Linked DNA regions of Homo sapiens: region 1 is linked to region 2. Evidence: chromatin loops called from intact Hi-C (ENCODE). Cell type or tissue: psoas muscle. All regions are shown on one strand. Each heading gives the region's core, and the rest is flanking DNA. Links, peaks and the distances in the headings are about the cores only.

What was found. Hi-C counts contacts between places; a loop is a spot of excess contacts. Peaks named below come from ENCODE experiments on the same cell type or tissue, not always from the same donor. Only the 100,000 strongest peaks of a DNase experiment are listed, where the experiment ranks them.
Region 1: a loop joins it to region 2, with 2.0 times the contacts of the local background. A loop is called at or near these places in 4 of 110 quality-filtered maps.

What each region holds. Positions count from the first base shown.
Region 1 is chr22:19,185,771-19,201,586 of GRCh38, reverse strand. It overlaps CLTCL1 (clathrin heavy chain like 1), which reads left to right. Exons shown (of 33, transcript NM_007098.4): 23 at 94-258; 24 at 1,746-1,853; 25 at 4,931-5,098; 26 at 5,172-5,321; 27 at 10,152-10,283; 28 at 13,496-13,606; 29 at 13,859-14,029. LOC112268289 (a long non-coding RNA gene) reads right to left here and starts at 4,943. Exons shown (of 2, transcript XR_002958736.2): 1 at 4,698-4,943; 2 at 1,498-1,979. In psoas muscle, for the core only: no CTCF peak of the experiment used is centred there; DNase peaks (open chromatin) are centred at 4,906, 5,596 and 8,206.
Region 2 is chr22:19,360,710-19,368,709 of GRCh38, reverse strand. It overlaps HIRA (histone cell cycle regulator), which reads left to right. Exons shown (of 25, transcript NM_003325.4): 16 at 6,779-6,983; 17 at 7,369-7,473. It also overlaps the pseudogene RN7SL168P. Among named protein-coding and RNA genes, the nearest start is that of HIRA, 67 kb to the left of the region's middle. In psoas muscle, for the core only: no CTCF peak of the experiment used is centred there; no DNase peak of the experiment used is centred there.

The DNA of each region.
Region 1 (15,816 bases), core at 4,425-12,424, 170 kb after region 2:
AAAAATACCTCTGCCATCTAGGAACTTAAAAGCAACTCTGGAGAAATCTTCCCATTGAAGAGTGTCTCAGTCGAGCTACCCTATTATCCGTAGGTTGGAGACCGCTGTTACGAGGAGGGAATGTACGAGGCTGCCAAGCTGCTCTATAGCAATGTTTCTAACTTTGCCCGCCTGGCTTCCACCTTGGTTCACCTCGGTGAGTATCAGGCAGCAGTGGACAACAGCCGCAAGGCCAGCAGCACCCGGACGTGGAAGGAGGTGAGCTGCGGGCAACTGCAGACGGCAGAGTGTGCTGGACAGGCACGCTCTCCGTGTCCTTTGCGTTCTGCTCGGTACTCTTCTGGGTGCCGGTCTCTTGCCCAGGCAGGGGTCTGAACCCTTGGGATTCTTAGAGTCTCTAGGCTAGTGTTTGTAGTTGGAACAGAGGCCCCAGAGAATCTGATGTGGAACCAGTTGGCCCCCAGAGGTAGCCTTAATAGCATGGAATTACCAGTATTATAAGTATTTTCATAACACTTTTAAATCATGTCACCTTATTTGCATAATCAGTGTAAATTTACATTATTGGTCCTTTGTGGCAAATTGGTAAATTGTCTGGAGGCTCTCTGATAATATCAGAATCCATCTTCAAGTAGAAAAAACTGAAGAAATATCCAAAACAGCATTGTTTAATGAAAGATTAAAATTAGCCTAAAGGTCTAATGTCAAGGCCTTTTGTTTGTTTGTTTGTTTTGTTTTTGTTTTTGAGATGGAGTCTAGCTCTGTCGCCCAGGCTGGAGTACAGTGACACGATCTCGGCTCACTGCAAGCTCTGCCTCCCGGGTTCACACCATTCTCCTGCCTCAGCTCCCCCAGTAGCTGGGACTACAGGCGCCCGCCACCACGCCCGGCTAATTTTTTTGTATTTTTTAGTAGAGTCGGGGTTTCACCATGTTAGCCAGGATGGTCTCTATCTCCTGACCTCATGATCCACCCACCTCAGCCTCCCAAAGTGCTGGGATTACAGGCATGAGCCACTGCGCCCGGCCAAGGCCTTTGTTAATGTATGCATTACAACTCTACCCTGCTGTTTAAGATGAATAGGCAGAGTTGCAGGAAAAGATGTTGCCAATATTATGCGAGGAATATATCATCATGCAGAATGTATGATGTAATTCCACTGTGTTTATGTGGGAAATTTGTCAGGGTGCTGGTGTATGCATCACACATAGGAAACAGTGGGCCAAAGATTATATCTCAAGTTAATGACACTGGCTTATGTGATTATTTTTGTACAGGGGAATTCTGCACTTCTCAAGGCTTGTTATCATTAAGTATACATACTGTACAGTGCAGAAAACAAAAGTAGTCTAAAAAACTATTAAAACAAGCTCCCCCGTGAAAACAACACTCAGATGAGATGCATTCTGATGGTCATTATTTTTTAGCCTTCCTTTTCAAACCCCAAACCTGAAATTCCAGCATGACTTTCCCGCCACCTGAACAAAACTCAGGGCCTACGAAGTAATGCACAAACTTTATTCTTTCCATGGTCTCAAGCACCCCCTTGGCCTGCAGATTACAAATGTCATATTTTTTCTCCCAGTCTTGTACAATTCATCATAGAGTTAGCTACTTGTTCAGAATCCAACTTAAAATACCCCACTGCTGGTATTTCTGCATTTGCAACTGTGTGCCTTGTAAGTCAGCTGCTGTGGTGCTGTGTCCTGTCTTGGGGACCCTCACGCTTGCCCTCCGTCCCCTAGGTGTGCTTTGCCTGCATGGATGGACAAGAGTTCCGCTTCGCACAGCTGTGTGGTCTTCACATCGTCATTCATGCAGATGAGCTGGAGGAGCTGATGTGCTATTACCAGGTGACCAGATGATCTCTGCTGGTAATGCAGATGACAAGTGATGCCTAAACACTCCACAGAGAGGCACGGTCATCCCCTTAGCTCGTGACCATCACAGTGTTGCATCTGCAAATATGAAGCATGGCCCTGAGGGGAAGATTCATGTGTTAGACAGTCATTTATGAACTAAATTCAATTGCCTTGTTAGCTATCCTCGACCTCATGGCTGGCTGGAATTTTGTGTTTTTTAAGTTCTCTCCATCCTCTTGTGTTATTGGGCCTTCAGAAGCCCAGTCAGTGGCTTGCATGACGGGAACAACCCTTGGAGGGTTGCTGAGAATACTGGGCTGGTGGTGGCAGAGCTCTAGTCCATAGCCTAGTTCCCCACAGTGTGCAGCCCCAGTAGTCTGTTTTTCAAGTGCCTTAGGGACAAAGCACAGGCAAGAGAGGGAACCCCACCTGGACCCTTTGGAAGGGTGGGGCCCTGTATGTTCATGCTGTAGGTAGGCTCTCTTGAGTGGTTGGTAGACAGTGATTTGTGTGTTTAGGGACCTGGGCTTCCACCTGTGGGATTCCTAGAGCCACATGACAACTCCAGGTATGGTTAGTCAAGGCAGACGAAGATGGGATCTGACTCTGCTCAGCAGTGTCACCATGGCCATGGAAATTGAGCCCCAAACCCCTCACTATGTGAGACGTTGTCTGGAGGGGCTCGCACCAGCGCCAGAGTGTCCAGATATTAGCTGGGTGTGATGGCTTTTCAATGAGAAATGCTTTCCCACCCCCAGAGAGGCGCCTGAGAAATGAACTGGAAAGCCAACAGGGAGGGTGATCAAGCAGTACAGGGCTGACAAAAGAACAATTTAGTCAGCAAATCTTTGAGTACTTACTGTGTGCTAGGCATTATTCTCAATAATTGTGTCAGTGAACAAAACAGAAAAGCCTCTATTTAATTGAACTGGCATTCAGCAAGGTTGGCAGGCAAGCAACAAACCTAATGAATAATTATATAGTGTGTTTGAAGGTGATCAGTTATAGAGGAAAATGGAGCCGGTTTGAGGGCATAGGAGTGCCTGGATGGAGTTTCATAAAGGGGCGGTCAAGGTAGCAGCAATTGAGGGGGTGACATTTGAGCAAAGACCTGAAGAAATGGAAGGATTTGGTCATGGGAACATTTGAGGGAAGGGTCAGTGGCCAGGCAAAGTCCTGAGGCAGAAGTGTGCTGTGTATTCAAGGAAGGGGCTGGAGCCAGAGATGGGGCAGAGAGGCTGACGGAGGGCCAGATCTCAGGCCGTTAGGAAGGTCACGGGCTGTACTTGGGATGGGTGCAGGGCTGTCGGGGGTAAAAGGATCATGGTGGCTCATGTGCTGAGACACATACTTGAGGAGTAGGGACAGGAGCCAGAAGAGCAGCTGGAGGCTGTTGCAGTGGTCTAGGCGAGAAGGGACAGTGACTCTGACTAGGGTGGTGGTGACAGGGTGAGAGGTGATCAGGCCATCAGGATTGGGTGTGTGCTTTGAATGAGCAGCCACCTTGATATGCTAATGCACTGATGTGGAGTGAGAGAGAAAAGCCCAGGATAACTCCATTTGGTTTTGGCTTGAATAAGTAGAAATAACGGAGTTATCACCAGTGGATGAGGGGAAGACTGAAGGTGCAGCACGGGAGGGAAGGACAAGAATTACTTTTTGGACACATGGTGCTAAGTCTTGAGCTGCCCGCTGGATGTTCAGGTGGGGGCATCATGTAGGCAGCTGGAGACAGATCTGGAGCTCCACAGAGGAGGGGCCTAGCTAGAGCAGTGAACCTGGAGTTGCTGACATATAGGTGATCCACATCCATCTATGTTTGCCTGCAGTCCCCTGGGGATGAGTGTAGGTGAAAAGACCAGACTGCCCAACAGGGGTGGGCTGAGGAGGGGAGCAGGAGCAGCCAGTACAGTGGGAAGAAAACCCAGAGAGTGTGCTGGCTCCTGGATGCACTGGAGAGGAGGGGCCGGTCAGCAGGGACAGGGCCTGCTGCTGAGCAGACAGCAGGATGGCAGGGCCAGGGGGCTGCTTGTGACCTGGAGCTTGGGAGAGACTCAGCCTGATGGTGGCTGGAGAGAACAGGGAGAGGAATGGGAATGGTTGTTGTGAGGAGTTTTTGCTGCAAAAGGAAGTAGAAAAAATGGGAGGTAGCTAGCAGGGACATCGGGTCAAGAGGGTGTTTAGGATAGGAGGATGAGCGGGATGCTTGCTGAACCCAGCTGTGGAGAGTGAAAATAAGGCAGAAGAGAAATGAGGAGTCACCGGAGCTGTGGCCTTGGTAGGCAAGCAGGTGGGATGGAGCTGCAGGCTGGGCAGGTTCCAGACAGGAGCACAGGCGGCGTGTCTGTAGCTGATTGGGGGGTGCAGATGCTGCCAGCAGACAAGTGTGCCACTGGGAAATGAGGTTAGTCTGAGAGTGGAGGGGGCACAGAAGGGTGTCCTCCTTGGGAAAACAAGAGGTGTGAGGCAGTCCTCTAGGTCGGACCCTCCCAGGGCTGTGGTCGTTAGAGTAAAGGGAAAGGGTCACATGGCTGGGTGTTTCTCCAGGCTTTCTGCATGCTGAGCAGGCTGTAACCAGACGTCTGGTCTTGTCCAGGGAGAGTGTCAGAGGCGTGTGGGGCTGAATGCAAGGGGCTGGCCATCATAATTAGGGACACAGTGAAACAACAGCCACGTGGCATCGTGAGTGGAGTTGAAGGTTTGTTGGAGCCAGGATCTCAGTAATGAGCTGTAGCAAGGGATTAAAACAAATCATTCCCAGACCCTGTTACCACCCACTTCCTATTTTTTTTTCTAATTCTTTAAATAAAATTGGCAATACTAATTTGCACTTACTAAACTTGAAAATTGTAGTGCAGTGTGCCACTGGTAATTGTCAGATGATCCAATAAGTTGCTAAGTAAATGGCATGATCTGTAGCACAGTATGTATACACGTTTTCTTCACACATGCCTCCTCGGGATCATTCCCAGTCACAAGCACAGTCCCTGCGGCGTGGGCATGGGCTGGAGGGTGGCTGCAGGAGGCATGCAATCACTCTGCCCCACGCGTGGCTGTTGGTCTGCTAGGATCGTGGCTACTTTGAGGAGCTGATCTTGCTGTTGGAAGCGGCCCTGGGCCTGGAGCGGGCCCACATGGGCATGTTCACTGAGCTGGCCATCCTCTACTCCAAATTCAAGCCACAGAAGATGCTGGAGCATCTGGAGCTTTTCTGGTCCCGTGTCAACATCCCAAAGGTACCGTGTACTCCTTGCAGTCTGGCAGCCGTGGCCACGTGCAGCACAAGCCGACCCTGACCTCCTTGTCCAGGTGCTGAGGGCTGCAGAGCAGGCACACCTGTGGGCTGAGCTGGTGTTCCTCTATGACAAGTACGAGGAGTATGACAATGCTGTGCTCACCATGATGAGCCACCCCACTGAGGCCTGGAAGGAGGGTCAGTTCAAGGACATCATTACCAAGGTAAGAGGGGATACAGAGCGCTGGCTCCTGCCAGCCTCTGCCAGGCCCTATTCTGGGTGCAGGGGAATGGGCAGGTGGGAGTGGAATGAGTACCAGCATGCCCCCATGCTGTGTGTGCGTTCACTTGTATGAGTCCACCACCCTCTGGGCAGATGGTAGTAATTCCATCTTTGAAGGGAACTGACACTTAAGAAGGGCAGGTGACCCGTCTAGCGATGCACAGCTGAGCTGCGGGCAGGGTCAGGCCAGCATGCAGCCGTGGCCCTGTGGCCCTGCCTGCCCGCCCCTCCCACCATACCACGCCCTTGTGGCCAGGCCTCAGTTCGTTCTTCCTTCTGCCCTGTCAGCTCAGGGCTCCCACCCCCACTTCCTGTGGTTATTGTTCACCATCGGACCTTTTTTTTTTTTAGTTCATGTCTCTCCCCAGCACCAGCGGCCTTACCTGTCTGGGAGTGGGCCTCCATCCTGTAGCCTAACTGGGCTAAACCGGGACCCGAGTTTCTCTGTCAGCAGCCACACTGTTGGGTGGTGTCGGGTTTGGGTGCCATGGTCAAGTGAGCCTTTGTTATTTTGTTTCCGGTCTCTTAGAGAGTTCAACCTCAGGACCCACCCCTCTCCAGCTCTGTATGTGAGTTTGGTGAAGGGGCTGGAATTCTTTATCCTCAGCCCCCATCCCTTTGCATTGGGTATCTGCGCTTTGTGCCATGGTCTTTGGGTAACTAACTTGTCACAGTCGGCTTGTGACTGGAGTGGCACAGCAGTGAGCTGTGGCCTCGCTCATGCACCTCTTTTCCACATGCGGCTACTGAGGGTGGGCGCGAGTGGCACGTGTGCTGCCAGGTGAGGCCTTCAGCCTCTGCCTTTCCTGGGAACTATTTGAAGGAACCCAGTATTGAGCACCAGGCCACAAGCCCGAGCTTCTTGTTGGAGGACATCCATGTTACTGGGCATGGTGGTACGTGAAAGTGGGGGCCTTTGATGGGGCGTCCCACCCTGAGCAGAGTCTGCAGGTTGCTGGAGGGAGTGCGGCCAGGTCATACCTTACTGTGGCCTGGCACACGTGGCTGCTGCCTTGTAGATTTGTCTGTGTGCTGGAAAATCCATACTTGATCAATCCTGTGTGTATTTTATTCACATTGTAACTCCTCTGATATTAGGGTGTTTTTAAAAATTGCTGAGCCGTGGTGGAAGTGGCCATGCTTTTGTTTCTTACTGGCATATAAAATAATAGCAGGACAGCTGAGACTCACTGTGTGGGAGAGCAGCATCTCTCATCTGGTGCCTGCAGGGCTGATGGCTGAGTCCAGTTCCTTGTGTGATTCATGATGCTTCTACTACACCCTGCCGTGTGGGAGACAGACACTGTCAGCTCAGGTGTGAAGGGGGTAGGAGGATACTCGCCAGTGCAGGGGTCCAATCAGATGGACGACATCCAATCTGTATTTGGGGCACACGATAGCAGGAATCCACTTAGCCATAGGGCTGGGCCAGCAGCAGCCTGAGCAGGGGAGCTTGCTAACTCACACGGGGGGCACCCCAGCTCAGCCATTCACTGTCTCTCTCCATGTGGGCTAGGGGTGTCACCGCTGTGAACCTCGTTATCCCATCCATACAATGGACATCATGTTTCCTCCCGACCAAGTGGTCCATGGCAGGTGCCTGGCATCCGGTGGGCGCTTCTTTCAGGTTGTGCAGCACAGCACGCCAACCAGCTATCCTGGAGCTTGTGGCGGAATCTCAGCTTCAGTTTTCTCTTCTTTTTTTGTTTTATTATTATTTTTCTTGAAACGGAGTCTCACTCTGTCACTCAGGCTGGAGTGCAGTGGCGCGATCTTGGCTCACTGCAACCTCCGCCTCCCAGCCTCGAGCGATTCTCCTGCCTCAGCCTCCAGAGTAGCTGGGATTACAGGTGCCTGCCACCACGCCCGGCTCATTTTTGTATTTTTAATAGATACAGGGTTTTACCATGTTGGGCAGGCTGTTCTCAAACTCCTGACCTCAGGTGATCTTGAGAGGTGACGCCACCTGGACTTCTTGGGTCGGGTGGGGACTTGGAGAAATTTTGTGTCCAGCTAAAGGATTGTAAGTACACCAATCAGCACTCTGCATCTAGCTAAAGGATTGTAAATGCACCAATCAGCACTCTGTAAAAAACGTACCAATCAGCACTCTGTAAAATGGGCCAATCAGCACTCTGTAGAATGGACCAATTAGCGCTCTGTAAAATGGGCCAATCAGCAGGATGTGGGTGGGGCCAAATAAGGGAATAAAAGCTGGCCATGCGAGCCAGCAGTGCAACCTGTTCGGGTCTTTTTCCATGTTGTGGGAGCTTTGTTCTTTTGCTTTTCACAATCAGTCTTGCTGCTGCTCACTCATTGAGTCTGCACTAGGTTTAAAAGCTGTAACACTCACTGCGAAGGTCTGGAGCTTCATTTGTGAAGTCAGCCAGATCACGAACCCACCAGAAGGAAGAAACTCACACCTCTCAACATCTGAAGGAACAAACTCTGGACACAACATCTTTAAGAGCTGTAACACTCACCATGAGGGTCTGTGGCTTCATTCTTGAAGTCAGTGAGACCAAGAACCCACCGGAAGGAATAAATTACAGACACAATCCGCCTGCCTTGGCCTCCCAAAGTGCTGGGATTACAGGCGTGAGCCACCACGCCCAGCCTTCAGTTTTCCCTTGTATAAAACAGGGATACTACCATGTCTTCTGGGGTGCTGGCTGTCCTTGCTGACCATGCTAGTGGGCACGGGCCTGCCAGTGCTCCATGTCCTGGCGCGTGGCTAGTGGACTCACCCCATCCTGTCTTTCAGCTTGGATCTGGAGGACGCTCCAGAGGGGCCCCGCCGCTCCATTCCTCCTGTAGTGCAGAGGGCTCCAGATCCCAGCAGCTGAGCCCAACAGAGATGTGTGTCCCTGCAGGCCTCAACACCAGAGGAACTGGGTGGGAACATGGCAGTTATACTCCACCTTAAACGGCATTCCGGCCATGCTGCATGGACCTGTTGAAAGGGCCAAGAGTGCACATGGTACCAGGTGTCCCACAAGGGAAGCTAGGACTGCTGGTGCCCCACTTCAAGTCTGTCCACTCGCGTGATACCTGCAAGAGTCTCTGAAATGGGCTTGTCCTTGGATGGTTCCTCTCCTTCACGGGAGGCCTGAGGAGCCTTGTGGTTGGTGGGGAAGCAGGTGGGGCTTTGAGGAGGTGATTCGCCACAGAAGATGAACTTGAGTCCCTACCCTTCTCTTCAGCCCCACATCACATCCTGACTGCTCTCTGCTTCTTCAGTGTCTAGTTGAGGCCCCCATGTCCTGGCCCTGCTGCTGAGTAAAGGGCCAGCCTAGAAGGCTGACAGGTGCTAGAGCTCCAATAGGAGTGGACCCACAGTGGCCTGTGGCAGAGTCTGGGGGCCCACCAGTGCCATAGGTGAAGCTTTGTGATGCGGCCAGTTCACCGTTTTGCTCTGAATCCATGGTGGCGGGTACTAGGGACCCTGCTGCCTGTCTGGGTCAGAATCTCTGGTGACAGTGAGTGCTCTAGCACAAAAGGAAAAGAGAAGGAGAAAGAAGACACCCTGAAGTGGCCAGTAAGCCATAGTGGGACCATTAGACCCCTTTTAGTCAGAAGACCCCATCGGGCCCCACATTTTTGCCAGGTCACCCAAACCCAGCAGTGCTGGAGGCTCCAGTGGTGATCACCCTGGGATCCCAGCATGACTTTAGCTCCAGCTGTGCCCTGTGCACATCCCGGGACCCCCACACTCACGCAGACACATTCATCACCACTGTCTTGGTTCATGCCCATCTGGCTTGCATGCTCCCTGAACAGAGCTGTGTCCAGGCCCTGGACATCGATGCCACAGTCAGCAAGCCACCAAATGACATCGCCAGGGCTGGGCGCGGTGGCTCACGCCTGTAATCCCAGCACTTTGGGAGGCTGAGGTGGGGAGATCACGAGGTCAGGAGATCGAGACCATCCTGGCTAACACGGTGAAACCCCGGCTCTACTAAAAATACAAAAAATTAGCCGGGCATGGTGGCAGCTGCCTGTAGTCCCAGCTACTCAGGAGGCTGAGGCAGGAGAATGGCATGAACCCAGGAGGCAGAGCTTGCAGTGAGCAGAGATCGCACCACTGCACTCCAGCCTGGGCGACAGAGTGAGACTCCGTCTCAAAAAAAAAAAAAAAAAAAAGATGACATCGCCCAGCAAGAGAATGGTGGCAGACCAGTGGGGAAAGTGCTAAGAGACACAGCAGCCTGGCCAAATCTCGAGACCCAGGAGCACAGGCACAGGGTCCACCCAGAGTGGTCCACTCTCTGCATGGGCTGGCCTTCAGGTCTCACCCAGGGTCTGAGCACCACAGTGTTTCAGCTCAAAAGCTCTGGTGATGTCACAGGACATGCTGTCCACTTGGTTATGGCTCAGGCTGAGGCCTCCAAGGAAAGCTGGAGTAATCTTGCTTGGATGGAAACATACTCTGTTGTTTGGTTTTGCTGTGGGGCTTCATTCTGACTGATTACACTTCATTCATTCAGCCGATACTGAGTGATCGTGGACCCTGCATCAGATACTGGTCTAGGTGCTGGGTTGAGGCAGGAAACCCTGAGGCTGGCCTCTTAAGAAAAATGCTCAGTGTGTCAGTGCTGGGGGACAAAATACCTCAGGGATGAGAGGAGGCACCTTCACAGGCCATTGAGTCTTATAGGGGGTAGTCATGGCAGGCCTCAGTAGTAAAGTGTCATTTGAGCAAAAACTGGAAGGAGCCCTGGGGTATCTGGAGACAGCGGCAGGGACTGACCCTCAGCTTTGCTCACCACAGGTTGCCAACGTCGAGCTCTGTTACAGAGCCCTGCAGTTCTATTTGGATTACAAACCACTGCTCATCAATGACCTGCTGCTGGTGCTTTCACCCCGGCTGGACCACACCTGGACAGTCAGTTTCTTTTCAAAGGTGAGTCAACCAAAACCCCAGGTAGAAGAGTGTATTGGGCTAGCTCTAACAAAGTCATCTGAATGATAGCACCTTTATAAAGAGTTTTTGAAATGACCCCCAGCTGACTTGAAGATTCACCAGTGTATCAAAGTGTTTTAGGTTTCAGATACAGGAATACCTCCCGTATCATGCTTCATTTTATTGTGCTTCTCAAATTCTGTGTTTTTTTAAAGATTAGCCGTTTGTGGCCGGGTGCGGTGGCTCACGCCTGTAATCCCAGCACTTTGGGAGGCCGAGGCGGGCGGATCACGAGGTCAGGAGATCGAGACCACCCTGGCTACCACGGTGAAACCCCGTCTCTACTAAAAATACAAAAATTAGCTGGGCGTGGTGGTGGGCACCTGTAGTCCCAGCTGCTTGGGAGGCTGAGGCAGGAGAATGGCGTGAACCCGGGAGGCACAGCTAGCAGTGAGCCAAGATCGTGCCACTGCACTCCAGCCTGGGTGACAGTGTGAGACTCTGTCTCAAAAGAAAAAAAAAAAAAAAGATTGGAGGTTTGTAACCCTGCATTGAGAAAGTCGATTAGCACCATTTTTCCAACAGCATGTGCCCACTTCATGTCCCTGTGTCACATTTTAGGATTTCTCACAATATTTCAAATTTTGTCATTATATATGTTATGGTGATCTGTGATCAGTGATCTTTTTTTTTTTTTTTTTTTTTTTGAGACAGTCTTGCTCTGTTGCCCAGGTGGGAGTGCAGTGGCATGGTCATACCTCACTGCAACCTTGAACTCCTGGCCTCAAGCAATCTTCCCGCCTTGGCCTCCTCCAGTGCTGGGATTATAGGCTTGAGCCAGTGCACACAACCAGCAATCTTTGATGTTACTATTGTAATTGTTTTGGGATGCCACAAACCATGCCCCTATAAGAAGGGAAACTTAATGGATAAATGTTGTATGTGTTCTGACTGCTCCGCTGACTGGCCGTGCCCTGGTCCCTCTTCCTTTCCTTGGGCCTCCCTATTCCCTGAGACACAACAGCATTGGAATTAGGCTAATTAATGGCCGGGAATGGTGGCTTATGCCTGTAATCCCAACACTTTGGGAGGCCAAGGTGGGTGGATGACCAAGGCAGGCGGATCACCCGAGGTCAGGAGTTCGAGACTAGCCTGGCCAACATGGTGAAACCCCGTCTCTACTAAAAATACAAAAATTAGCCAGACGTGGTGACAGGCACCTGTAGTCCCAGCTACTTGGGAGGCTGAGGCAGGAGAATCGCTTGAACCCGGGAGGTTGCAGTGAGCCGAGATTGCACCACAGCACTCCAGCCTGGGCAACAGAGAGACTCCATCTCAAAAAAAACAATAAATTATTGTGCATTTCAAAATAGCTAAAGGAGAAGATTTGAAATGTTCCCAACACAAAGAAATGATAAATGCTTGAGGTGACGGATATCGTAATTACCCTGATTTGATCATCCCACATGTGTATATGTATCAAAATATTACATATGCCCAATTAATATGCACAACTATCATGTATCAATAAGAAGTTGGAAACAAGTAAAGACACCAGTATATAAGGAAAATATCCATATATTAACAGGAATTTGGAAGAAGTGGATTCCAACCCTCATGGATAACTTTGGGGGTTCAGGACTTCAGTGGAGAAAGTCACTGCAGATGTGGGGGAAACAGCAGGAGAACTAGAATTAGAAGTGGAGCCTGAAGAAGGGGCTGAATTGCTGCAATCTTAGGATCCAACTTGAACAGATGAGGAGCTGCTTCTTAGGGATGAGCAAAGAAAGTGGTTTCTTAAGATAGAATCTACTGCTGGGGCAGATGCTGTGAACATTGTTGAAATGACTACAGGGGATTTAGAATAGTGCATAAACCTGGTTGATAAAGTGGCAGCAAGGTTGGAGAGGACTGAGACCAATTTTGAAAAATGTTCTACTGTGAGTACAGTGCTATCAAAGAGCATTGCATGCTGCACAGAGTCTTTTTGTTTGTTTAGTTTATTTTGTTTTATGCAACACAAGTCCAGAGTGGTCTTACATAAAGGGAAGAGTCAGTCAGTGAGGCAAACCTCATTGATGTCTTATTTTAAGAAATTGCCAGCCGAGCGCGGTGGCTCACGCCTGTAATCCCAGCACTTTGGGAGGCCAAGGCGTGTGGATCATGAGGTCAGGAGGTCGAGACCAGCCTGACCAACGTGGTGAAACTCTGTCTCTACTAAAAATACAAAAATTAGCCAGGTGTGGTGGGCGCGCACCTGTAATCCCAGATACTCAGGAGGCTGAGGCAGGAGAATCGCTTGAACCCAGGAGGCAGAGATTGCAGTGAGCCAAGATCGCGCCACTGCACTCCGTCTCCCGCCCCAAAAAAAAGAAGGAAAGAAATTGCCGGCTGGGCGCAGTGGCTCATGCCTGTAATCCTAGCACTTTGGCAGGCAGAGGTGGGCAGATCACCTGAGTTCAGGAGTTCGAGACTTAGCCTGACCAATATGGTGAAACCCTGTCTCTACTAAAAATACAAAAATTAGCCAGGCGTGGTGGCAAGCGCCTGGTCCCAGCTATTCAGGAGGCTGAGGCAGGAGAATTGATTGCTTGAACCTGGGAGGCAGAGGATGCAGTGAGCCGAGATCACGGCACTGCACTCCAGTGTGGGCGACGAGCAAGACTCCATCTCAAAAAAAAAAAAAAAAGAAAAAGAAATTGCCACAGCCTCTCCAGCCTTCAACAGCCACCACTTGTATGAATCAGCAGCCATCAACATTGAGGCAAGACCCTCCCCAGCAAAAAGATTACGAGTCACTGAAGGCTCAGATGATTGTTAGCATTCTTTAGCACTAAAATATTTTTAATTAAGGTGTGTACTGTGTTTTTGTAGACATAATGCTGTTACACACTTAGGCTACAACATAGTGTAAACATGAATTAATATGACTCACTTTATTGCAATGTTCACTTTATTGTGGTGGTCTGGACCCAAACCCATGTGTCTCTCTAAGGTGTGAATGTCTGTGGTGACATTGGCATCCACTGAATCGCCCAGACAGTCCTCTTTGTGTGAGTGTAGGTCTTTTGGTTCTAGGTGTCCAGAAGGTGCCCTTGGCTCCAGAGCTGGACCATTCAAGTGGATGGCACGCACGTGCCCACCTGTGCCCCTGCCTAGTGTCCCCATAACAAGCTTGGCCAAGTGCCTTGACGGTTCCCTCAACTTGTCAGGCAGGTCAGCTGCCCCTGGTGAAGCCTTACCTGCGGTCAGTCCAGAGCCACAACAACAAGAGTGTGAATGAGGCACTCAACCACCTGCTGACAGAGGAGGAGGACTATCAGGTGGGTGTGCAGGAAGGAGCCCTGTCCTGGGTGGGCTGGGCTCCTCCCCTGCAACTGCCATTCTGTTCTCAAAGCAGGCTGCCTTTGCACAGGAGGGTGTGCAGGCCCCACAGGACACCAGTGGATATATGGGCAGGGGCCTTTCTAAGGCTGTGCTGATAGCAACAGCCATCAAGTAACACAAGGTGCCTGCTCCATGTGTAGGCAGCCCATGTCAGTGTCCCATCCCTCACAGAAAGGCTGTCTTCCTAGGGCTTAAGGGCATCTATCGATGCCTATGACAACTTTGACAACATCAGCCTGGCTCAGCAGCTGGAGAAGCATCAGCTGATGGAGTTCAGGTGCATTGCGGCCTATCTGTACAAGGGCAATAACTGGTGGGCCCAGAGCGTGGAGCTCTGCAAGAAGGATCATCTCTACAAGGTTGGTGGCCTGGGCCCGTTTCCTCCCACCTTCCTGCCTTGGTGTGTTTCCTGATGGCTTTGGGGGTCACATCCCTTCCCTCTTGTTCCTGAGACCTGGCTCTGAGCTTCACCAGGGGATCCTCGTGGTGGGTGGGGGGATTAGTATTAATGGGAGACCATATTTAGAACATAGAGTAAGAATTGGGAGTGAGCTAGCACCCCTTAAAAACTGTTTGGATTGAAAGACTTGTAGAGTTTTACGGAGTTGATTCTTTTCGCAGCAGTTTTGTGTGAGTTTCACTCTACCAAAACACAGTGTGGCAAGATTCACTTCTTGGCACCTACTTTACTTCCTATCAAGATTTGGGAACTTCCCTGTAATCTCAGCACTTTGGGAGGTTGAGGTGGGTGGAGTGCTTGAGCCCAGGAGTTTGAGACCAGCCTAGGCGACATGGCAAGACCCCATCTTTACAAAAAATTAGCCAAGTGTAGTGATGGACATCTGTGGTACCAGCCACTCGGGAGGCTGAGAAGGGAGGATCACTTGAGCTCAGGAGTCAGAGGCTGCAGTGAGCTATGATCACACCACTGCTCTAGGCAACAGAGTGAGACCCTGTCTCCAAAAAAAAAAAAAGATTTGAGGAATTTAAAAACCTAAATTAAAATCACATTCAAAGGCTGGACGTGGTGGCTCACACCTGTAATCCCAGCACTTTGGGAGGCTGAGGTGGGCAGATCATTTGAGGTCAGGAGTTCAAGACCAGCCTGGCCAATATGGTGAAACCCTATCTCTACTGAAAATACAAAAGTTAGCCGGGTGTAGTGGTGCACTCCTGCAATCCCAGCTACTTGGGAGGCTGAGGCAGGAGAATCGCTTGAACCCAGGAGGCGGAGGTTGCAGTGAGCGGAGATCACGCCACTCCATTCCATCCCGGGTGACAGAGTGAGACTCTGTCTCGGAAAAAAAAAAAGGAAAAAAATAAATAAATCACATTCAAAACATTTGTTTCAAAGCTGGGTACGGTTGTGTGCACCTGTAGTCCCAGCTACTTTAGAGGCTGAAGTGGGAGGATCACTTGAGAGGAAAAAGAAACTGTGTTTTTTCTGCTGGTGAGAGGTTTCTTAGTATCATTCTCAGACCGGGATCTGGGCATCAGCTAGACAGGTTGGGCTGCCTGGAGGGACCCCCAAGACCCTGAAGGCATTAACATCCTCTGCTTGGCCTGAACATCTCCCCGCGGGGGTGAGGTGGAGTTGTACAAGAGGGCCCTTGTGGGTGCTGTGTGATGCAGCTGAGCCAATTCCCAAGGGCTCCTTGTGCCCAAAGACTCTGGACTTGACCTGAGGGTGTTACTTACGGAGTTGGCCTTAGGCATTCCTGAGTATCTTCACAGGACACATGGATACTTGCCACTTCCTGTCCCGCACAGGGGCCTCATTCTCATGGCTCCTGGTCTGCGGCTGTTGGCTCAGACTCCGTGGAGGCCTCTGATGCCTGCATCAGTGTTGCATTGAGTTTCACCCTAAGTTGTCACCTCCAGTGTTCTGGACTGTTCTGTGACATATCCTAGCCCTTGGTGACAGTGCTTGTGATCCTTCCTGAGGTGCCCACAGGGCCCCTGCAGAGGGAATGGAGAGGAAAAGCTGCTGAGGCTCTGAGACCGCACCTGGAGGTCTCTGGACCTGGCTGCTGGGAGGAGACAGCTGGGCTCAGACGCACCTGAGGGAAGGCTGCCCTCGGCTGGCTGATCACAGCCATTCTGTCCTACCCATGTGGTCCCTGTCAGGGGCTTAAACACACAGCCT
Region 2 (8,000 bases), core at 1-8,000:
AGTCTGACTTTTTTTCCATGTTTCACAATAGGATTCTCTCATTTTAATACATGAAACCCTTTCAGATCAGTCTGAACCAGGAAAATTCATGTTAGAAAAAATTAGAACAAGCTAATATTCCATTTCCATATTCAGAACATCTGAGAGAAAGCATTTTTGACTGTTCCAAAAGCTTATTTAACAAAAAATTTAATATGAAAATGTACATGATCTGATTTTTACAACATAGTAAAACAAGCTCTTTGAAGAGGCAAATGTCTGACATTTAAAAAAAAAAAAATTTTTAAAGGATTTTGAGGAGCACTGACTCAGGACTTCCAGAATATTAAGCTACACCCACAGATGGATGCTTTGCCCTGTTGTAGGACATTAGAAGAAAGGGGAACAGACACTTCAGTTTCACAGAGCAGCGTCATGGGCCTCTTGTCTTCCCAGTTTTTCACATGGATACAAATGAAAAGAATCCAGGATTCTACACGCTGGTGTGTGTATCTGCCCACATTTCTTTGACCCAGGTGACTAGCAGGGAAAACAGCTGAAGACAGTGCCCAGAGGAGGGGCTAACAGGCCAGAGGCTGGTTAGCAGTGGGAAGGCAGGCAGGGATGAGGGCTCTTGGATACTAGACAGGAGTTCACTCATGGTGAACTCCTTGAGGAAATAAGATCAGTGATAGCACCTGTGATCCAGGGAGTCTGTCATATTTAGAGATGTTTAACACAGCATTATGAGAAACATTTACCAACTTCTTCAAAAGAGAGGTGTTGAGGAAGTAAGCTATTCATTATGTTGTGCCTCTCTTTAATGTTTATAAGGACCAAAGTACAGGCGCCCCTCTGTATCCATGGGTTCCACATCTATGGATTCAGCCAACTATGGATCAAAAATATTTGGGAAAAGAAATTCCACAGAGTTCCAAAAAGCAAAAACTGAATTTGCTACATGCCAAGTACTACTTTGAATCCATGCAAATGAAGTTATTTTTAGGCATTGTACTATGTATACGTGATCTAGAGATTATTTAAAGTATATAGGAGGCTGGCCGGGCTCAGCTCAGTGGCTCATACCTGTAATCTCAGCACTTTGGGAAGCCAAGGCAGGCAGATCACCTGAGGTCAGGAATTCGAGACCACCCTGGCCAACATGGCAAAACTTCGTCTCTAGTAAAAATACAAAAATTAGCGGGGCGTGGTGGTGCGTGCCTGTAATCTCAGCTACTTGGGAGGCTGAGGCAGGAGAGTCACTTGAACCTGGGAGGCAGAGGTTGCAGTGATCCAAGATCACACCACTGCATTCCAGCCTGAGCAACAGAGTGAGACTCCGTCTCAAAAAAAAAAAAAAAATGGTACATTGGAAGCTGTGCCTACATTATATGCAAATACTAAATCATTTTATATACGGGACTTGAGCATCCTTGGATTTTGATATCTCCTGGGGGTCCTGGAATCAATCCCCATGCAGATACCAAAGGATGACTGTACTATGGAAAAATAGTTCAGATGGAATGTTATTTGAAAAAAGCCCGACATACAGTTGTATTAAAGTATGATTAGTATATAAATAAATACAATCAGAAATGAAAGGAGGCATTAGTACCAACCTTACAAAAAGGATTTCGATGGCATGATATTTCAATGTATGCCAATAAAGGCCAGGTGCAGTGGCTCACACCTGTAATCCCAACACTTTGGGAGGCCGAGGTGGGTGGTTCATCTGAGGTCAGGAGCTCAAGACCAGCTTGGCCAACATGGTGAAACCCCATCTCTATTAAAAATACAAAAAATTAGCCGGTTGTCACGGTGCATGCCTGTAGTCCTAGCTACTCGGGGAGGCTGAGGTATGAGAATCCCTTGAGCCCAGGAGGCGGAGGTTGCAGCGAGCTGAGATTGTGCCACTGTACTCCAGCCTGGGCAACAGAATGAGAATCTGTCTCAAAATAAAAATAAATAAATCCCTTATTATTTCAACAATATGCACAGCATCTTCACCAGGAGATTCCATCTTAAGAAACTACTTTCTTTGCTCTTCCCTAACTAGCACCTCCTCATTTGTTCAAGTTTTTTATGAGATTGCAGCAATTTAGTCCCATCTTCAGGCTTTACTTCTAGTTCTCTTACTGTTTCCACCACATGTGTAATGACTTTTTCCACTGAAGTCTTGAACCCCTCAAAGTCATTCATGAGGGTTGGAATCCGCTTCTTCCAAACTCTTGTTAAGGTTGATATTTTGACATCCCATGAATCACTGATGTTCTTAATGACATCTAGAATGGTGAATACTTTCCAGATTACTTTGCCCAGATCTGCCAGAGGAATCTGATATAGCTTACAAAATGTTTTTTTGTTTTTTTGAGACGGAGTCTCGCTCTGTCGCCCAGGCTGGAGTGCAGTGGTGCGGTCTCGGCTCACTGCAAGCTCCACCTCCCGGGTTCACGCCATTCTCCTGCCTCAGCCTCCCAAGTAGCTGGGACTACAGGCGCCCCCCACCACACCTGGCTAATTTTTTGTATTTTTAGTAGAGACGGGGTTTTACCGTGTTATCCAGGATGGTCTCGGTCTCCTGACCTTGTGATCTGCCTGCCTCAGCCTCCCAAAGTGCTGGGATTACAGGCGGGAACCACCACACCTGGCCCACAAAATTTTTTAATTATTATTTTTAATTTATTTAAGAGATAGTGTCTTGCTATGTTGCCCAGGCTGGAGTGCAGTGTTATTCACAGGCACAGTACCACTACTTATCAACACAAGAGTTTTTACCTGCTCTGTTTCCAAACTGGGCAGTTCACCTCTCCTTAGGCAACCTGGTGTGGTCTCTTGCTCTCAGAAGGTCACTATACTGATGCCAAACTTAGTGTGGACACCCAATTGGCATAGCGCACTATAACTCAGAACTTCTGGACTTAAACAGTCCTCCTGCCTCAGCCTCCAGGTAGCTGGGACCACAGGCAAAAATGTACCTCTTAAATAATGAAACTTGAAAGATGAAAATGCTCCTTGTTCATGGGCTGCAGAATGTGTGTTGTGTTAGTTGGTATGAAAACAACATTCATCTCTGTCAGAGCTCTTGGTTGACCAAGTGCATTGCCAGTCAGCAGCAATCTTTTGAAAGGAATCTTTTTTTCCAAGCAGTAGGTGTCAACATTGGGCTTCAAATATTCAGTAAACCATGCTCTAAACAGATGTGCTGTCATCTAGGCTTTCTTGTTGCATTTATAGATTTAGAATAATTCTTAAGGGCCCTAGGATTTTTGGAATAGTTAATGAGTATTGACTTCCACCTAAAATCACCAGCTGCATTCACTTCAATAAGATAACCAGCCTGTCTTCTGAAACTTTGAAGCCAGGCATTGACTTCCCTTCTCTAGCTAGGAAAGTCCTAGATGACATCTTCTTCTGATAGAAGGCTGTTTTACCTACACTGACAATCTGTTGTTTAGTGTTACCACCTTCATCCATGATCTTAGCTAGATGTTCTAATACCTTGCTGCAACTTCTACATTAGCACTTGCTGCTTCACCTTGCCGTTTTATGTTATAGAGGCAGCTTCTTTCCTTAAACTTCATGAGCCAACCTCTGCTAGCTTCAGACTTTCTTCTCCAGCTTCCTCACCTCTCTCAGCCTTCATAGAAATGAAAATAGTTAGAGCCTTGCTTTGGATTAGGCTGTGGATTAAGGGAGTGTTGTGGCTGGTTTGATCTTCTATCCAGAGCACTAAAACTTTCTCCATATTAGCAATAAGGCTGTTTTGCTTTCTTTTCAAACATGTGTTCACTGGAGTAGCACTTTTAACTTCCTTTAAGAGCTTTTCCATTGCATTCACACCTTGGCTAACTGGTGCAAAAGGTATAGCTTTTGGCCTGTCTCAGCTTTCAATGTGCCTTCCTCTTTAAGCTTAATCATTTTTAGCTTTTGGTTTAACACTTACTTAGAGGCCATTATAGGGTTATCGATTGGCCTAATTTCAATATTGTTTTGTCTCAGATAATAGGGAGGCCTGGGGAGAGGAAGGGAGACAGGAGAACAACCAGTTGGTGGAGCAGTCAGAACATAAACGCCATTTATTGATTAAGTTCAGCATCTTACATGGGTGTGGTTCACAGTGCCCCAAAACAGTTATAATACTAACATGAAAGATCACTAATGGCAGATCACCAAAACAGATACAATAAGAATGAAAATGTTTGAAATATTGTGAGAATTATCAAAATGTGACACAGAGACACGAAATGAGCACCTGCTGTTGGGGAAATGGCGCCAATAGACTTGCTTGATGCAGGGTTGCCACAAACCTTCAACTTGTAAAAAAAACATAGTCTCTGCGAAGCACAGTGAAGTAAAGCACAATAACACAAGGTATGCCTGTGTACTTATTCAGAATTGTTCTGTCTTCTTGAAGAATTGACTCCTTCATCTTTATCACTGTGTAATGTCCCTCTTTATCCTTGATAACTTTACTGTCTCTGATGCCTGCTTTGCTTACGTAACTACACCACCTTTTTTTGATTAGTGTTATCATGGCATGTCTTTCTCCAGTCCTCGCTTTTTTTTTTTAATAGACTTTATTTGTTAGAGCAGTTTAGGTTCACAGCTAAATTGAACAGGAAATACAAAGAGTTCCCACATGCCCGCCTCCCCAACATACCCATAGCATCCCCCACTTTCAGCATCCCCCACCAGAGTGGGGCACACCGTCACCCAAAGTTTACATTTGGGTCTACTCTTGATGTTGTACGTTTTACGGGTTTAACCAATGTATAATGACATATATTCATCATTATATATCTTACAGAATAGTTTTTTGGGTTTTTTCGAGACAGAGTCTCGCTCTATTGCCCAGGCTGGAGTGCGGTGGCACAGTCGCATCTCGGCTCACTGCAACCTCCGCCTCCCAGGTTCAAGCAATTCTCCTACCTCAGCCTCCCAGGTAGCTGGGATTACATGTGTATGCCACCACACGTGGCTAATTTTTGTATTTTTAGTAGAGATGGGGTCTCACCATGTTGGCCAGGCCAGTCTCAAACTCCTGACCTCAAGTGATCTGCCCACCTTGGCCTCCCAAAGTGTAGGAATTACAGGAAAGAGCCACCACACCCAGCCAGAATAGTTTCAATGCCTTAAAAATTCTGTGCTTCATATAGTTACCTTCCTTTCCCCAACCCCTGGAAACCACTGATCTTTTTATTGTCTCCATGGTTTTGCCTGTTCCAGGTTGTCATATAGTTAGAATCACCCCTTTTCTTGTATTTATTTATTTACTTATTTTTTGTTCTTAGAGATGGGGTCTCATTATTTTGCCCAGGCTGCTCTCAAGCCTCTGGGCTCGAGCAGTCCTCCTGCCTCAGCCTACCAAGTAGCTGGGACTACAGGCATGAGCCACTGTGTCCACCTACTATTAATCTGTCTTTGTCTTTTGTAGTTAAAATTAAATTTTTAAAAACATAAACCCATTTCTTTTTTTTGTTTTTTTTGTTTTTTTTTTTGAGACGGAATCTCACTTTGTCACCAGGCTGGAGTGCAGTGGCACGATCTTGACTCCCTGCAACCTCTGCCTCCTGGGTTCAAGCAATTGCCCTGCCTCAGCCTGCCGAGTAGCTGGGACTACAGGCACACGCCACCACACCCGGCTAATTTTTTGTATTTTAGTAGAGACAGGGTTTCACCGTGTTGGCCAGGACGGTCTCAATCTCCTGACCTCAGGTGATTCACCCACCTCAGCCTCCCAAAGTGCTGGGATTACAGGCGTGAGCCACCGTGCCCGGCCTTATTCTTTTTTTTTAATCTTCACTTCTTTTTATCTTCTTTTTCTGCCTTCTCTGGTTTTAGCTGAGTATTTTATATGATTCAGTTTTCTCAGCCAGGCATGGTGGCTCACGACCATAATCCCAACACTTTGGGAGGCTGAGGCGGGTAGGTCACCTGAGGTCAGGAGTTCAAGACTGGCCTGGCCAACATGATGAAACCCTGTCTCTACTAATAATACAAAAATTAACCAGGCGTGGTGGCACACACCTGTAATCCCAGCTACTTGGGAGACTGAGGCAGGAGAATCACTTGACCCCAGTAGGTGGATGTTGCAGTGAGCCAAGATCACACCATTGCATTCCAGGCTGGGCGAGAAGAGTGAAAATCCATCTCCAAAAAAAAAATGATAATAAAATAAAAATAAATTTTCTCTCCTCTCAGCATTATTAATTATGCTTTAAAAAATTTTTTTTAGTGATTGCTCTAGAGTTTACAATAAACATTTATAACCTAACTCTACTTTCAAATAATATTATACCACTTCATGGGTAGTAGAAAGAGTTCCCCACTCTTTCCTTCCATGCCCTATGACATTGGTACCACTTATTTCACTCATTCATAAACTATAGTAATTCAAGACATGGTGGCTGTTATTTGTTTGAACAGAAAGTTGTCTCTCAGATCAGTTGGGAATATGAAATACAAAAGATTCTATTTTATGTTCATTGTTTTTTTTCTCTAACATCACTCTTCCTTTCTTCATGCAGATGTGAGTTTCTGGCCTGCATCATTTATCTTCTCTCTGAAAGACTTTTAACATTTCTTGCAAGGCAGGTCTTCTGGCAACAGATTCCGGTGTCTCTTTGTTTATTTTTGTCTGACAAAGTCATTATTTCTCCTTTACTTTTGAGGCATAATTTCACTGGACACAGAATTCTAGGTTGGCAAGAGGTTTGTTTAAGCACTTTAAATATTTCACTTCACTCTTTCTTGCATGAATGGTTTCTGAAGGGAAGTGTGATGTAATGTTTTTGTGCAGGTTAAAAGAGCAGAACCTTGTGAAAGAGCTGAGGCCCCGAGACCTCCTGGAGAGCAGCAGTGACAGCGATGAGAAAGTCCCTTTGGCTAAGGCTTCCTCACTGTCCAAGCGAAAACTTGAGCTTGAGGTAGAGACAGTAGAGAAGAAGAAGAAAGGGCGGCCTCGGAAGGACTCTCGTCTCATGCCTGTGTCTCTGTCTGTCCAGGTGAGGCCAGTGGGCCCATCCTGCCTTCTTTAGCCCACCTTTCTGTACTTAGAGCTTGAAGGCCCTGTGTGCATGGTAAGCCTCAGCTGGGTGGGTCACCTTGGGAACCAGCTGGCTTAGACATGCAGCCCCTGGAATGTAGCATGGAGGCCACGCTCTCCCTCAGATGTGCCCTTGACTCACCCAGGGCCCTTGAGCAGGTTCCCTGGCATCAACTGGCTTGTCCATGAGGTTAGGATCCTTGTAGCATTCCCCTCTGCTTCCTCCCTCCCAGGGTGGAAATGCTCTGGTCGCAGGCTCAGCCTCACTTCTGGGTGACCTGCCTTTACCAAATGCTACCCCGTAGTGTTAGAGCAAGGCTCAGGAACGTTTCTGGCTCTTCCAGTCTCCAGCTGCCCTAACCGCAGAGAAGGAGGCCATGTGTCTGTCTGCACCAGCACTTGCACTGAAGCTGCCAATTCCAAGCCCCCAGAGAGCATTCACCCTCCAGGTAAGTTCTAGGACCCTGCCAGTTCTCCCTCAGGCACACCCAGACATTCTCTGTCCCCTACTGCATACAAATCCTATCTTGTCACTTCCTTGGAGATTGGTTTCCAGTGGCTCTCCATCACCTTCTGGGAGAAGTCATAGCAGATCGGGGTACCCACCAACTCTTAGCGAAATTGCCAGCCTCCACTCTCACTCACCCATAGCCTCTGTCTGGCTTTGCCCTTGGGATTCCAGCTGCTGGGGCTGCCATTACCACCACATGTTCTGGTGCTCTTCAGGACTCCTCTCAGGTGTCCTGGCTGGAAGCCACCTCCACCTCCACACACAGCCCTGGGCAGCCTCAGGCTTGGTGTCTGTGGGAATGTGTGGTCATAATCTATCTCCCAACCATCCTGCTAGCTTTGTCTTCTCAGTGTCTGGCACAGTCAATCATCAGAGTTGTTTGAGCTCTTGGAATGGAAGCTTGTAAGCATGTGGTTATCCAAAACACAATTCTGGAGTAAATAATCCTTTATACCCAGAGCCCTC